Linked DNA regions of Homo sapiens: region 2 is linked to region 1. A link is an interaction called in ENCODE POLR2A ChIA-PET data of the cell type or tissue named here. Cell type or tissue: Caco-2. All regions are shown on one strand. Links, peaks and the distances in the headings refer to the core of each region. The heading gives the core; the rest is flanking DNA.

Region 1 (8,671 bases), core at 509-8,508:
CCTGTACATATACTTGTCTCAAGACTTCACATACTGACTCCTTCATTCAGTGAGTGCTTACTGAGATCCTACCAGGTGCTGGGCACAAGAATGAACAAGACACTTATGGCTCCTACCCCCATAGAGTTTACAGACAAGGGGAGAGGCTTATAGTCACCTGGACCGAAATGGTGCCCCCAGTACACTGTGAGCTCCTTGAAGGTACAGATCGGGTTGTATTGAGTTTTGCAAATTTTCATTTATTTTATTTTAAACTTTATTATGTAATTTACATGCCATAAAATTCACCATTTTAAAGTGTACAATTCAGTGCTTTTAATATATTCACAAGGTTGTGCAACCATCACTTCTGTCTAATTCTGGGACATTTTCATTGCCCCAAAAAGAAACCCTATGACCGTGAGCAGCTGCTCCTGTTTCTCCTCCCCAGTCCCCAACAGATAAGATGGTAATCACTCATCTATTTGCTATTCTATGGATTTGCCTTTGGACATTTCATATCTGCATATGGACATTTCATATAAATGGAACCATGCAATATGTGGTCTCTTTGGTGGACTTACTTTAACTTAGCATAATGTCTCCAAGCTCTTCCATGTTATAGAATGTATTACTACTTAATTTCTTTTTATGGCCCAATATCCCATTGAATCCATTGCATAGAGATACTACAGTTATCCATTTATCAGTTGATGAATGGTTCTACTTACTTTTTTCTTTTTGAGGCAGGGTCTCATTCTGTCACCAAGGTTGGAGTGCAGTGCTCCAATCACAGCTCACTGCGGCCTCTACTTCCTGGGCTCAGGTGATCCTCCCACGTCAGCCTTCCAAGTAGTGGGGACTACAAGCACACGACACCATGCCCAGCTAATTTTTTGTATTTTTAGTAGAGATGGGGTCGCATCATGTTGCTTAGGCTGGTCTCCAATTCCTGGGCTCAAGCAATCCACCTGCCTAGGCCTCTCAGTGAAGGGATTACAGGTGTGAGCCACCACACCTGACTGGTTCTATTTACTTTCGTATTTTGTCCCTTAATATCTTTCTCCCTCCCTCTTGCCCTTCCTTCTTTCCTTCCTCTCTTCTCTAGTCCTCCTTCCTTCCCTCTCTCATTCTTTCTTTCCTCTTTCAAATACTTGTTATTCCACACCTACCATGTTATGGACACTGTAATGAACCTTCTGGTAAAGGTTCCAGACTAAAGAAAACGAAAAAGCACCATTTTAAAAAAGTTTTAAATAAATGCTTTGTTTTAAAATAGTTTTAGATTTACAGAAAAGGGCCGGGTGCGGTGGCTGACGCCTGTAATCCCCACACTTTGGGAGGCCGAGGTGGGTGGATCAACTGAGGTCAGGAGTTCGAGACCAGCCTGGCCAACATAGTGAAACCCCATCCTTACTAAAAATACAAAAATTAGCCAGGCGTGGTGGCGGGCACCTGTAATCCCAGCTACTTGGGAGACTGAGGCAAGAGAATCGCTTGAACCTGGGAAGCAGAGGTTGCAGTGAGCTGAGATTGTGCCATTGCACTTCAGCCTGGGTGACAAGAACGAAACTCTGTCTTTTTAAAGTAACTCTCTTTTTTAAGAAACTCTCGGCCGGGAGCAGTGGCTCACGCCTATAATCCCAGCACTTTGGGAGGCCGAGGCGGCTGGATCATGAGGTCAGGAGATCAAGACCATCCTGGCTAACACGGTGAAACCCTGTCTCTACTAAAAATACAAAAAATTAGCCAGGCGTGGTGGTGGGCGCCTGTAGTCCCAGCTACTTGGGAGGCTGAGGCAGGAGAATTGCTTGAACCCTGGAGGCGGAGCTTGCAGTGAGCTGAGATCGCGCCACTGCACTCCAGCCGGGGCGACAGAGCAAGACTCCATCTCAAAAAAAAAAAAAAAGATTTACAGAAAAGATGCAACAGGAGTACAGAGTTTGTGTATCTCATCCCAAGTTTCCCCTATTGTTAACATTTTACATTACTCTAGACAAGTTCAGGGTGGTGTGGCCATAGACTTACATTACTGTAGTCCATTTGTTGCAACTAAGGAGCCAGCATTGTTACACTACTGTTAACTAAACTCTACACTTTATTCATATTCCACTAATTTTTCCTAATGACTTTTTCCTATTCCTGGATCCCATCCAGGGTGCCACATTGCACTCAATCATCGTGTCTCCTTAGCCCCCCAGTCTGTGACAGTTTCTCAGGCTTTCCTTGGCTTTGGTGACCGTGACAGTTTTGAGTAGTAGGGGTGAAGTTCTTTGTAGAACATCCATTGCTTTGGGTTGTTCTGATGTTTTTCTCCTGGTTAGGCTGGGGTTACGGTTTTCTGGGGGAGGACCACCCTAGAGGTGAATAAAGGCACCATTTTTAAATTGCTGTGAGGTGCCCTGAACTAAGAAGTGAGACCAAATCTACCAGGGCTATTCAGAAAAAAATCAGAGAAATCTTACTTTTGAGGTCTTTAAATGGTAGTGGTGGGGTATAGAAGGATTCCTTGGAAATTTTTTCCTAAGGAAGTTGTTTGTTGCCTATCATCATGGTGGTGACTAAATGAGCCTTTATCTGACATATAGACAAGATTTGACATTTGTTCTTTTCCTCCCCATTGGCTCTAGAGTGTGGCCTTGGGTGAGTCAAGCCTTCTTCCTTGGCCTCTATAGAATTAGGAAGTTGGAGCTAATGACCTTGGAGGCCTCTTTCCACTGTAATGGCTTATGCTATAATAGGTGGCCCATAACTCCCCTCAACATCTGTGAATTCCAAAGTTGGGCTCCCCTCTGCTCCTCTATCAGTCCAGGCTGTTTGTATTCAGGTGACATGTGCCCCTAGGGACGTGGCCCACCCCAACCCCCTTTTCAAAGCCTTCCTTGCAGACAAACACACACACAAAAACAAGCCCTAGATATTTGCAGCATGGATCTCCACTTCGAGGCACTCAGTGAACATTCCAGGGCAGCAGTGCCCAGAGCCGGACCCCTGCCCTGGCCATCCCTGCAGCCCTGCTGACACAGCACAAGAGCCAGCATGGCCAGGGTCACAGGCAGACCTACACGCCACACCATGCTGGAGGCTCTTTCACCCCAAGGGGCTGTTTTGGTTCAGCAGCTCCTGTGTCTTGAATAAGTTAATCACTGATGACAAGAGATTAATTTATAACCGGACAGCAGACAAGATAGTTCGGGCTTTGGCGAGGTGGCACTGAACTGTGGCGCAGGGCATTGCTCAAAAGACACCTGGGTCTGCAGCTTGGTGCAGAGGCTGGGAACTTCAGATCCTCACCGGTTCCCCAGAGGCCACTTGGTCCAAAGAGAGGAAACACGTGCTGAGGACTTCTGTTTCCTCTCTCCAGCACATTTACTTGTAGAAAACATGTCCAGGCAACAGGCAGGCCCGTTAGAAAAGTCCAGTTAAGAGAGAGCACCGGCATGCCAACCCAGCCCAGGCCCATTGGAGGAAGAGGGAGAGGGGTGGGGAGAGAGGAAGTCATGGAAAGATGTGGAAGGATAGATGGGAGCCTGGGGTGAGAGCTCATTCCTACAGCCTGAGTCACCCAGCGTGTGGATTCTCCCCTCCAGCTCAGGCAGGGCTCAGGCAGGTCTTTGAGGATCTGCCCTCCCATCCCACAGGCATCCTCTCTGTTGTTTCTAACGTTAACCTCCTCATTCTGGGCTCAAAAAAGAAAAAAGATGGAAGTGCAGCATGATGTGCAGGCCTCTCTGGGGCCTGACCTTCATGCTCCAGATACTGCTTTTATATTAAGTAAGGTGACCCTTCTCTGCCACACTGGAGATGCGTGGCTGTAGATATTGGCTTTAGGGACTACTATTTCTGCCAGCTTCAGCAGTCTCCTATATCCAGCCAGGATAGTTTAGAGTTCTTAAATCAGGCCTATTTATCAAAGAAGTCCATGGCAATACTTCCCTGATGGCCATGGGACCTCAGGAGCCCACAGTCTAACTAGAGAAAGAACATGAGAAAGAGGGAGACAGGAAATGGGACTGAAAATAGGATGGAAGCTGCATGAAAAATGGGGGTGCAGAGGAACTCCTCTGGGGACTGCCAAAATATGGGCTTCTTACCTAAAAGGGCTCTGGGAGCCCAGCTGAGTGGTGGGTGACTTACGCTTGATCGTCCCCCAGGAATGGATTCTTGTCATTTGGATTCAACCCTGCTGCCCTGTCCCCATTTGTTCACCCCATGTGCACCAATGTCTCTGTCTCTGTCTTTGTTTATGTCATTCCCTTGACCCAGAATGCCCTTCCCAGCCATCAAGACCTGGCTGGGACATCATTTGTGCTGGAAAGCCTTCCACAGATCTTTATGTGGGACCTCCTTCTCTTTGGTCCCCGTGCTTCTTTGTATCTATTGCAACAGTATCTGTTGGTTCTGATAGGCAGATTCGTGTCACCTGGGGGACCTTGTTAAATACACAAATCCTAGCCCTGAATCACAATCTCTTGGGGTGGGTTTTGGGAAGCTGCTTTCATTGGTCTTCATATGTGTTTTGAATGCCTAGCCAGGGTTGGATATGTCTTTTCTGGACTGTGTCTCCTGGGGGTGGGCACAGAACTTACATCATGGTGACCACATGTCACTGTGCCCAGACAGCCTCCTAGGCCTGGCAAAAAGGGATGCAGAGTGCAAGGCCCACACCCTTTAATTCACACCATTTTAATTCATTCATAGTTCCTGCTTCATGCCCCAGACACTATGCTGGGTCCTGGGGATACAAGAGCAAAACCCAACATAGTTTGCCTTCACACGGCTTCCAGTCTAACGGGGGGAGAATAGAGGTGACTCAAATTCCCTACACCCACATAATTACAAAGTGCAGCTTGAGTGTTGTAAAGGAAAAACAAAGGTGCTCAGAGAACCTGCAATGGGGACTCTGATGTAGGCTGGGAGGTCAGGGAAGGCTGAGGAGAGCCCGAAAGGAGGGGCAGTAAAGGAGGGGAGGGGCTGGAAACAGTCTCTTACTGGGGTCTTCTCAGAACTGTGTTCATTTAGGCCAGCTGGGAGGCATTAGGGTGTAAGCTCCTCTACAGACACCCAAGATCGTTTCCCCATCTTCTCCCCACGCCTGCCCCGCCACCCAGCCTTCACTTCTGCTTTCCTGCCATCTGCTCTTGCTGTGAGCCTTTGGGAGCTGTTGTGTTTGTTAACAAAGGAAAGACCCATTTTTCCATGCTGAGTGGCTGCCTGCTAGCATATACAGTGCCTCTACTGAATTACCAAAAGGTGCACCTCCATTTGAACTGACCTAACCTTGCACTGAACACATGACTTGGCCGGTGGAGCTCAGGCTGGATTTAAGCAGCTACTCCTGCCTCCCCTACCCACTTTTGGCCCAGTGCCCTTGTGCAGTGAACAACTTGGACAACCTTCTGTAGTGGCCCTGCTGCAGTCTCCTCTTAGGCAGAAAGTTCTGGCTTCTTGGCTCACCCTCACAGCTAGAAGATTCCTTTATCCCAGAAGGAGATAATTACATCTTCTATGGCATAAATCTGTTTGGACATTTAGAGAAGAATTTATATGTATTTTCTGAAGGACTGGGTGTTTTTCTGATCTAAATTGAAATGATGATTCTTTTAAATATGATCCAAGAGAGTCCTTTCATGTGGTAATTCACACACACTCTGGCTGATAAGCCCTAGACTTGGCAAAAGGTTCAAAGCAGAAACTGGGTTCAGATGAGGCACAGGGATACTTTTTGATCTGATTTTCTTCTAGCCACTGACATTGGGAGAATTTTGGCCTCTGAGTGGCAGTGGGCCCCAAAAAGCCTGGTAAAGTAAGATCTTTTTTTTCTTTCTTTTTTTTTTTTTTTCTTTTTTGAGACAGTCTTGCCCTGTCATCCAGGCTGGAGCACAATAGTGCAGTCTCGGCTCACTGCAACCTCTGACTCCCAGGTTCAAGTGATTCTCCTGCCTCAGCCTCCTGAGTAGCTGGGATTACAGGTGCACACCACCATGCTTGGCTAATTTTTTCTTTCTTTTTTTTTTTTTTTTGTATCTTTAGTAGAGACGGGATTTCACCATGTTTGTTAGGCTGGTCTCGAACTCCTGACCTCGTGATCCACCCGCCTCGGCCTCCCAAAGTGCTGGGATTACAGGCTTTAGCCATCGCGCTGGGCCAAAATAAGATCTTTTTAAAGAAAGTCTGAAATGCCTAGAAAGAGTAGAGGAGTCCTTACTACACTTGGCTTTAGAAAAAGAAGCCTTTTCTGGGAGAAGATAACTCTCATCACACACTAAGCAAGTCAGAGGATCTGAGCTGGAGTGGCCCTTGAGAGGTATCTCATCTAGATCCTTCTTTTTACCCTTTGGAAAACTGAGGCTCAGAGAGAGGAAGTGGATTGGCTTAGGTCCCACAGTGAGTGGCAGAGCCAGGATCACACCTGACGGGTGCTTGCTTCTGCACCTGAACCTTGAGGGTCGCTGTTCCCCCACATAGTAGTGCCAACAGGGTCCCCTATGAGGATGGTGCAAGCTCAAAGGGTGGCTGTGTGTGGGAATGGTGAGAAGGGGACATCATCTAGGACCATAAATCATGGTGTCTCCTCAAGCCCAGTGTGGCCCCTCCTCTTCCAGATACAGAAAGCTGCTTCTGCTACTTAAGGGACAGGCATCATCTTCAAGAGGTAACACTAGGAATAGAATGAGAACTGGGAGTGGTGGAAGCGGAAGACAGAAGCTGATCTTATGGACACAGAAGAGTATGTAAGTGAATCACAGGCCATATCACAGTTTCATCAGTGATTATAATAATTGGTTTTGGGCTGGGGGAGTATTGGTTGTCAAAGTGACATCCTCTTTTAGGTGCCATATTTTTCCATGTCTGACGTCGGAAAAAGCACTTTCAGTTGTGAGGATAAGATGAGCTCACAGGTGCTCAGGAAATGGCAGCATCTCTTGAGAGATTCTGTTAAGGAAAGTGGAGGAGGAAGGGAACTAGATATAAATCTTCTCCTTTAATACTTTCAGGAGGTATGGTTCTCCTTATCTCACTGAAAAGGAAACAGGGCAAATTTCCTGCCCAAGGTCACACAGCCCAAATGTAGGGAAGCTCAGCTCTTCTGATTCTGGGCCATTCCCCCCACTTCACCTTGCAGTGCCATGCTAGCTTCTCTTAGACTTACCGTTAATTTCCATCAGTTTCAGCTGACTCATCCTTTCCTCCCAGGCCCTGAGACCACACCCAGGGTTGTTTGTTTTTAACTCTAAGATCATCCTGTTTTCCATAGGCCTGAGCTCCATCAGCAAGCCAGGACCCTCTTCTGATCCATACTCCAAAGTCAGCATAAACATCTCCAGCCAAAGCTGTTCCTTGTTCTGTCAGTAACACAGTTCCCGAGGAGACCAGGGCCTCTTTCCTTCCGTTGTCTCCTGGTTGCTCTGCTTCTGGTGACGAAACAGGGGCAGCGTCAAATGAAGAACATCATCTGTCCTACAGACTAGGCAACTGTGAATTTTTCATCAATCCTGATTTCTCTAATGAATTGCAACATGCTCTAACTCCAACATTCAAAATTCAACATTTCCATTCCCTATTTGTTAAGGGTGCAGGTGAATATGAAAAGGCAAATTCAAAAGGTGAACTTTCCTATCTCTGAAGGGCACATGCAGGAGCCTGAACCCGGCTGGGAGCCAGGAGACCTGCATTTTGGTCCTGACTCCCTCCCTGCTGCCTGTGTGCTCTTGGGCAAGTTGCTTAATCATTCTGGGTTTACGTGCTTGTTAAGGACTCTTTCAGTGCAAATATTTTATAATTATAAACACTGAGAAGATCCTGTCAATAATGTAGTTCCTTTGTCATGCTAAATGTCACACATGCATCATGGCCTATGATACCTGATGAGTTTAGAATTTTTTCTTGATTGGAACAGGGATGGGTGTTTAAAACAAAAGACTTGAGTCCTTTCCAGCTGGGGCCCTGAGTCTGTGGGTTTGGTAAGTCAATTAGGCTGCAGAGTCACAAGTAGTTTACCTTGTCAAAATACTAGCCATTTGTTTAAAATCAAATCCTCAAGATGGAGTGGTATTTCCAAACTCCACTGAGTTGGAGCCTCAGAACTAGAGAACTGGATAATGGAGTTAGTCCAGCACATACTTCTGCTTTGCTAATACCTTCCGTTTTTGTCTAGTACCCCTTGGTAGTGAAATATCTGTTCTGGGTCTTTCCAAGGACAACCACATCCGAGTGGGGAGAAGGCCGACATTCAGGGTGCTGGAAGGGTGGGGTGGCATGATTCAGATCAACAGGGCTGACTTTCCACTGTTTCACCTCACTTGCACTGTAGCCACCAGTTCTGGGACTCCTCAGTTGACAGATGTGGAGACCCAGAGTCAAGGAATGATGTCCCCTAGGACCCCTGGGGAATTTGACACAACCACAGTCAGCACCTGGCTGCCATCAGCCTAAGGCTGTCACTCGAGAGGGCTTCCTCTCCAGATGAATACAAGCTGACTTGAAGGGTAAAAGAGTCTAAAAAACATACGATTATCTTAAGAACAACTTTAACACATGTAAATAAAGACCCATAGATTTTTATTTCTATTTTCAGTCAAACACATATCAAAACCCGGCATGTTTTCAAACACCACGGCGGATACTTGATTTGTATTTCCTGAAGCCACCCCAGTGAGCCACTCTGAAATAAATTAAAAAGAATGGTCAA
Region 2 (8,671 bases), core at 199-8,198, 460 kb before region 1:
GACAGAGCGAGACTCCGTCTCAAAAAAAAAAAAAAAAACAAAACCACCAGGGTGCTTGTTAAAAATGCAGATTCCCAGCCCTTTTTTTTTTTTTTAATCACAACTACTCACTGCAGCCTCAACTCCTGGGCTCAAGCGATCCTGCCACCTCAGCCTCTCAAGTAGCTGGGACTACAGGGACATGCCACCACACCTGGTTGACTTTTTCTTTTCTCTTTCTCTTTTTCTTTTTTTTTTTTTTTTTTTTTTTGAGACGGTCTCGCTCTGTCACCCAGGCTGGAGTGCAGTGGCACGATCTCGGCTCACTGCAACCTCCACCTCCCGGGTTCAAGCGATTCTTCTGCCTCAGCCTCTCAAGTAGCTGGGATTACTGGCGCGTGCCACCATGCCCAGCTAATTTTTGTATTTTTAGGAGAGACGCGGCTTCACCATGTTGGTCAGGCTGGTCTTAAACTCCTGACCTTGTGATCCACCCGCCTTGGCCTCCCAAAGTGCTGGGATTACAGGCGTGAGCCACTGGACCTGGCCGACTTTTTCTTTTTTTAAAGCATCCCTAATAATTAATCACCCTAAAGTTTGAGAACAGTCGTTTAAGATTTATCATTATTGTTCCCCTCTTTGTGTGCCAGAGTCTCTGTTGAACAACAAGGCCTTCAATACCTGTCACTCTTAGGACAAGAAAGTCTCTCAAGTCAGGTTTGAGTTGAATCAAGGGAGGAAACAAAGTGCCTTAATAGAAAATAGAACCATGGGCTGGGTATGGTGGCTCACGCCTGTAATCCCAGCACTTTGGGAACACAAGGCGGGTGGATCACCCGAGGTCAGGAGTTCTAGACCAGCCTGGCCAACATAGTGAAACCCTGTCTCTAATAAAAATACAAAATTTGCGGCAGGGCACGGTGGCTCATGCCTGTAAACCCAGCACTTCGGGAGGACGAGGCGGGTGGATCACCTGAGATCAGGAGTTCAAGACTAGCCTGGCCAATATGGTGAAACCCTGTCTGTACTAAAAATACAAAAAATTAGCTGGGCATGGTGGCAGGCGCCTGTAATCCCAGCTACTCAGGAGGTGAGGCAGGAGAATTGTTTGAACCCAGGAGGCAGAGGTTGCAGTGAGCCGAGATCGTGCCACTGCACTCTAGCCTGGGTGACAGAGTGAGACTCTGTCAAAAAAATAAAAATAAAAAATAAAAAAATTGCTGGGTATGGTGGCACGTGCCTGTAGTCTCAGCTACTTGGGAGACTGAGGCAGCAGAATCACTTGAACCCAGGAGACAGAGGTTGCAGTGAGCCGAGATTGCACCACTGTACTCCAGCCTGAGCAACAAAGCAAGACTCCATCTCAAAAAAAAGAAAAGAGTCCAGCCATGGTGGCTCATGCCTGTAATCCCAAAACTTTGGGAGGCCAAGACGGGCGGATCACCTGAGGTCAGGAGTTCGAGACCAGGCTGGCCAACGTGGCAAAATCCCATGTCTAGTAAAAGTACAAAAATCAGCCTGGCATGGTGGCGGGCACCTATAATCCCAGCTACTTACGAGGCTGAGGCAGGAGAATCGCTTGAACCCGAGAGGCAGAGGTTGTAGTGAGCCAACAGGCCACTGCACTCCAGCCTGGGAGACAGAGAGAGACTCCGTCTCAAAAAAAAAAAAAAAGAAAAAGAAAAGAAAATAGAACCATGAAGAGCCCCCCCTGTCCTGGGGCTGTCTGACCATGAATCCAAATTCGTAGATAACAAGGTCAGTGATCAATTTTTAGGACAGAGAATAGAGGAATTATTGGGATATTATTTCCTGCTGACCACCAATAGTCATACTTTAATCTGGCTTCTGGCACTTGCCATGCTTATTCTTATCCTTATACCTTTGTTTATGGTGGCAGACTTGTCCAACTTTTCTCCTGTTTTTCTGAATCTTTCTAGTCCTTGGAAGTCCCATTTTCTCCAAGATTTCTCTTACTTCTCCAGCTTTCACTGATCTCTCTCTCCTTTGAATTCTTGTAGCAATATGGTCATACCACACAGTTCAGAATTTTTTTTCTGAGACAGAGTCTCGCTCTGTCTCCCAGGCTGTAGTTCAGTAGCGTGCTGTCAGATCACTGCAACCTCCGCCTCCCGGGTTCAAGTGATTCTCCTGCCTCAGCCTCCCGAGTAGCTGGAATCACATGCCCAGCCAATTTTTGTATTTCCGGCAGAGACAGAGTCTCACTATATTGGCCAGGCTGGTCTCAAACACCTGACCTCAAATGATCCTCCCACCTCTGCCTCCCAAAATGCTGGGATTACAGGTGTGAGCCACCATGCCTGGCCCACAGTTCAGAATTTAATTAGGATATATTTTTTTGTCTGCATACTGGTTTTAGCTCTCCAGTTAAATCCTGAAGGCAGAGACCATCTCTTATAGTTTGCTACCCCCTTTTATAGCTCTTCAAGTAGGACTAGGTATTTCTATTAGTAAGCGCTTCATTGACTGAAATAAAGATTAGCTCTGTACCTGAGAGGCCACTCTGCTCCTGATGCCTGCTTATCCGTCTTCACGTTGTCTCTGAGAGGCAAAGCCTCCAGTGGGATATATAGCTGCTTTACAGATGGACAGAATTCATCAAGAAAGTCAGTGCCTTGCCCACAACTGTGGCTCCAGTTGTGATATAAAAGAAAAATAAGACACAAAGTCCTTATCTGAATACTATGTCTCTTTGCTCTTGTTAATCACTCCAGTTTATCCAGAATTAAGAGCCTGAAGGAACTTCATACCATAAGGTCAGAAAATCTCCTCAGGAAGGCCACTTCATAAGTCTGGTCCTAATGATGAAAGGTAGAATTGCACAATGAAGGACAGCATGAGTAGTAGAGACTCCCCACGATGTTTTCACATGGACACAGGGTTTTCACATGGCATTTCTGCTCTCACTCCTTCCTTATCCAATGGCAAACACTTCCAGTCTCTATACTTCAGCCAGTTACCAAATCTTAACTTCTTCCTCCATGACACCTCCAATATATATGTTTTTAAGATCCCTTTCTAAGTCCTACACACCTCACAACTAAAATACCTGGAGAAATTTTAAAGGGCTCTTTAAAAACAGGAAAATGGACAAGATGACTTGTTTGGATTTTGCCCAGTCGTAGGATTCTGACATTTTATGTTGATCAGCTTTATAGCCTAGCCATCCCTGACTTCACTTTCCTCTAAAGCCATGACGGTGCTCCTGGTAAGTTGATTTCCTGCCCCATCCCTACCTTCTCTTTAGACTTCCCTAGTGTCTCCATCATTCCTATATCAGGTTCAGGTTTTTCCTGCTACATATTTAGGCCTCTACCTGTCTTCTACCTTCACTCTCTATTGTTGTTATTATATATGAAACACAATACATAATAAAATATAACATTAATAATTTTGTAGAGCCTTTATCGTCAAGAAAAATTGAGCCATCATTCAATTTCTTTTTATCCTTTTAATACCTTGTCTTAAAATTTTCCTGTATGTGATATCTTAGAGCAGAAGATTTCACAATGTCATGTCTTTTTTTTTTTTTTTGAGACGGAGTCTCACTCTGTCACCCAGGCTGGAGTGCAGTGGCACGATATCAGCTCACTGCAACCTCTGCCTCCCGGGTTCAAGCAATTCTCCTGCCTCAGCCTCCCAAGTAGCTGGGATTACAGGCACCTGCCACCACGCCTGGCTAATTTTTGTATATTTAGTAGAGACAGGGTTTCACCATTTTGGCCAGGCTGATCTGGAATTCCTAACCTTGTGATCCACCCGCCTTAGCCTCCCAAAGTGCTGGGATTACACACGTGAGCCACTGCACCTGGCCACAATGTCACGTCTTTTTAAAAAAAAAATCTCACCTCTGGGCCAGGTGTGGTGGCTCATGCCTGTAATCCCAGCACTTTGGGAGGCCAAGGCAATAGGGTTACCTGAGGTCAGGAGTTTGTGACCAGCATGACCAACATAGAGAAACCCTGTCTCTACTAAAAGTACAAAAATTACCTGGGTGTTGTGGCAGGCACCTATAATCCCAGCTACTCAGGAGGCTGAGGCAGGAGAATCCGTTGAATCCGGGAGGCGGAGGTTGCAGTGAGCCAAGATCATGCCATTGCACTCCAGCCTGAGTGACAGAGCAAGACTGCGTCTCAGAAAAAAATATATATATATATATCATCTCACCTCTGGTTAACTCCTAGACCTGCAGGTAGAAAGTTATTTTCCAACACAAGTCTTGTTTATCAGTGGACCTATTGTGCTGATGTGCCCAATTTTCTTATTGGAAAAAGAAAAAAAAAAAAAGAAGAAAGAATAAAGACAACAAAAAATCCATGAAAAGGAAATGTAGCTTCAATCAATGAACAAGATGGTCATAATCAGTTGAATAACATAGTTTTGGGGGTGAATACAGGCAAGCAAAACTGAGAAGAACCGATTCTTGGTATTGGCAGTGTCAGTCTCAAGAGCGGCAGCAACTCTACCTTCTCTGTGCTCTGTATTATAAACAGCTTGAGCTCTTTAATCAGGCTATGCTTTAAATCCTGACTCTGTCGCTAATTAGCTCTGTGGCCTTGAGGAACTGACACCTTTCTGAGCCTCAGTTTCCTTATCTATATTATATATATCTATCTTATATTCAGGATATAAAGCCTACCTTCTAAGGTGGTGTTTTGGATTAAATGATGTAACCAACATGTTAAGCTTCTGGCACAGAGCTTGTTAGATAGTAGGCACACAGAAAATATTACTTTCCCCTTTCTCTCCATGTTCCTTTCCTTTCATTTCCTATTAGTAATCGATACAGAACAGAATGCTTTATGGATCCTCAATTAATTCAGAAATTGTGATTGCTGGGCACAGTGGTTTATGCTTGCAATCCCAACACTGTGAGAGGCCAAGGTGGGTGGATCACCTGAGGTCAGGAGTTCAAGATGAACCTGGCCAACATGATGAAACCCCGTCTCTACCAAAAATACAAAATTAGCCGGGTGTGGTGGCACACACCTATAGTCCTAGCTACTTGGGAGGCTGAGAAAGGAGAATTGCTTGAACCCGGGAGGCGGAGGTTGCAGTGAGCCGAGATCACACCACTGCACTCCAGCCTGGGCAAGACAGAGTGAGACTCCGTCTCAAACAAACAAACAAACAAAAAATTGTGTCATTACTAAATTCACTGCCTCCTGCACCCACCATGAGCAACAGAGTGGAGGCCCTGTCTTAGCTATGAGGGAGGCTGAGGAAGGAGAATCACTTGAACCCGAGGGGCGGAGGTTGCAGTGAGCCGTGTTTGCACCACTGCACTCCAGCCTGGGTGACAGAGCGAGACTCCGTCTCAAAAAATAAATAAATAAAAAATTCAGTGGCTGGGCACTGTGGTTCACACCTATAATCCCAGAACTTTGGGAGGCCAAGGTGGGTGAATCACCTGAGGTCAGGAGTTCAAGACCAGCCTGGCCAACATGGTGAAACCCTGTCTCTACTAAAAATACAAAAATTAGCTGGGCATGGTGGCGGGAACCTGTAATCCCAGCTACTCGGGAAGCTGAAGGAGGAGAATCACTTGATCCCAGGTGGTGGTGGTTGCAGTGAGCCAAAATTGCGCCATTGCACTCCAGCCTGGGTGACAAGAGCAAGACTCCATCTAAAAAAATAATAATAATAAAATGAAAATTCAGTTCACCAACCCATCCGCCCCAATATTTCCAGGTTAATGGAGCATGTGATCAGGGACCTTGGGATATTATGAATCCTTTACCCTTACTTGGAAGGAGCAAATGACTGTGGCCTGAGCTTCTGAGTACCAACCAAAGGGCTGGCACGTGTGAGTATGCCTGGCCCCACTCAGGCTTATTATTGCATCACACAGGAAAGATTCTTTGGCCCCTTTGGCAAGCATGTGTAATAGTAGGAACCTGCATATATTACAAGTAGGAGTGTAATGAGGACAATCCCTTAGAAAACAGTTTGGCATTAATTGGTAAAGTTGTACATACCCTACATACCCTATAACCAGCGTCTACTTCTGGATTTATACCCTGGAGAAACTTTCAAAACTGCCCCAGAAACATTGCTCATTATGGCTACAAACTGGAAACAACACAAATGTCTCTCAACAGGAGAATGAATATATAAATTGTGATACATTCATACAATGAAATATTATAAAGCAATGAGAATGAACAGATGATTGCTACATGAAGAAATACGGATGGATTTTACCAACATAATGTTGAGCAAAAAATGTATGTTTCCTGCTACAAAAACAGGCAAAACAGGCCAGGTACCAGTGGCTCATGCCTATAATTCTAGCACTTTGAGAGGCTAAAGCAGGAGGATCACTTGAGGCCAGGAGTTCGCGACCAGCCTGGGCAGCATAGGGAGACCCTATCTCACAAAAATTATAAACAATTTAGCTGGGCAAGTGATACACGCCTGTAGTCCCAGCTACTTGGGTGGCTGAGGTGGGAGGATTGCTTGAGCCCAGGAGTTGGAGGCTTCAGTGAGTCTTGATCACACAATTCCACTCCAGGCTGGGTGACATAGCAAGACCCTGTCAAAATAAAACAACAACAAAAAAATGGGCAAAACAAGCCAGGTGCATGCCCCTGTAGTCTCAGCTAGTCAGGAAGCTGAGATGGTAGGATCACTTGAGCCTAGGAGTTCAAATCTGGCCTGGGCAACACACAGAGAGAGAGAGACCCCATTTCTAGAAAAAAAAAAATAGGCAAAACTCATTTGTGATGGCAAGAATCTGGATAATACATTCTTTTTTTTGTTTTGTTTTTGAGATGGAGTCTTGCTCTGTAACTGCAGGCTGGAGGGCAGTGGTGCAATCTTGGCTCACTGCAACCTCCACCTCCCAGGTTCAAGCAATTCTCCTGCCTCAGCTTCCCGAGTAGCTGAGATTACAGGTGCGTACCACCACACCCATCTAATTTTTGTATTTTTAGTAGAGACGAGGTTTCACCACGTTGGCCAGGCTGGTCTCCAACTCCTGACCTCAGGTGATCTGCCCTCCTTGGCCTCCCAAAGTGCTGGGATTACAGGCGTGAGCCACTGCGCCTGGCCCCTCCTTTTTTTTTTTTTTTTGAGACAGAGTCTCACTCTGTCACCAAGGCTGGAGTGCAGTGGCCCAATCTCGGCTCTGCAACCTCTGCCTCCTGGGTTCAAGCGATTCTCCTGCCTCAGACTCCTGAGTAGCTGCACTACAGGCATGAGCCACCATGCCCATCTAATTTTTGTATATTTAGTAGAGACGGTGTTTCACCATGTTGGCCAGGCTGATCTTGAACTCCTGAGCTCAGGTGATCCACCTGCCTCAGCTTCCCAAAGTACTGGGAATACAGGTGTGAGCCACAGTGTCCAGCTGATAATATTTACTTTTGATGGTGAGGAGTGACTGGGAGAACACATAAAAGAAATTTCCAGCCCAGACGCGGTGGCTCACGCCTGTAATCCTAGCACTTTGGGAGGCCAAGGCAGGCGGATTGCCTGAGCTCAGTAGTTCAAGACCAGCCTGGGCAACACGGTGAAAACTAGTCTCTACTAAAAAAAAAAAAAAAAAAAAAAATTAGCCGGGCATGGTGGTGTGTGCCTGTAGTCTCAACTACTTGGGAGGCTGAGGCAGAAGAATTGCTTGAACCCGGGAGGTGGACGTTGCAGTGAGCCGAGATTGTGCCACTGCACTCCAGCCTGGGTGACAGAGCTAGACTCTGTCTCCAAAAATAATGTAAATAAATAAATAAATAAATAAATAAAAATTAGGCCAGGTACGGTGACTCATCCCTGTAATCCCTGCACTTTGGGAGGCTGAGGTGGGCGGATCACCCTGAGGTCAGGAGTTCGAGACCAGGCCGGCCAACATGGCGAAACCCCGTCTCTACTAAAAATACAAAAATTAGCCGGACTTGGTGGCACATGCCTGTAATCCCAGCTGCTTGGAAGGCTGAGGCAGGAGAATCGCCTGAACCTGGGAGGCAGAGGTTGTAGTGAACTGAGATTATGCCACTGCACTCCAGCTTGGGCAACAGAGCAAGACTCCATCTCAAAAAAAAAAAAATACATAGAGTTTGATTCCATTTATATAACATTCAAAAGTAAACAAAATATTTTTAGTGATACATATATAGAGAGTTCAATTTTTTTGTTTGTTTGTTTTTGAGATGGAATTTCACTCTTGTTGCCCAGGCTGGAGTGCAATGTCACGATCTCGGCTCACTGCAACCTCCACCTCCCGCGTTCAAGTGATTCTCCTGCCTCAGCCCCCCGAGTAGCTGGGATTACAGGCATCTGCCACCATGCCTGGCTAATTTTGTATTTTTAGTAGAGACAGGGTTTCTCCATGTTGGTCAGGCGTGTCTTGAACTCCTGACCTCAGGTGATCCACCTAACTCAGCCTCCCAAAGTGCTGGGATACACGCATGAGCCACGACGCCCGGCTGATAGTTCAATGATTTTACAAAACATGGAAAAATAAAGATTGGGAGGAGGAAAGAGACCGGAGGACCAGAGGCACAGACATGTAAAGAGCATCCATGATGCTGGCAATGTTCAATTTCTTAATTTGGGTGATGGTAACATATGTTCACCTTTTCAGTATTATTATTATTATTGAAAATATACTTATGTTCTATATACTCTCCTGTATATATGGTATATTCCACAATTAAAAAACGGCCGCGGCCAG

Evidence for each region. ChIA-PET counts read pairs that join two places held together with the same protein. Peaks named below come from ENCODE experiments on the same cell type or tissue, not always from the same donor. Only the 100,000 strongest peaks of a DNase experiment are listed, where the experiment ranks them.
Region 2: POLR2A ChIA-PET joins it to region 1 with 9 read pairs; 2 of 35 experiments call an interaction of 5 or more read pairs at or near these places.

The regions. Positions count from the first base shown.
Region 1 is chr17:37,821,571-37,830,241 of GRCh38, forward strand. No RefSeq gene overlaps it. Among named protein-coding and RNA genes, the nearest start is that of HNF1B, 81 kb to the left of the region's middle. RefSeq lists enhancers at 3,219-3,513, 3,271-4,018, 4,768-5,515. In Caco-2, for the core only: no CTCF peak of the experiment used is centred there; a DNase peak (open chromatin) is centred at 3,521.
Region 2 is chr17:37,362,953-37,371,623 of GRCh38, forward strand. The region is part of intron 1 of ACACA (acetyl-CoA carboxylase alpha); the gene reads right to left. Among named protein-coding and RNA genes, the nearest start is that of C17orf78, 8.7 kb to the right of the region's middle. In Caco-2, for the core only: no CTCF peak of the experiment used is centred there; no DNase peak of the experiment used is centred there.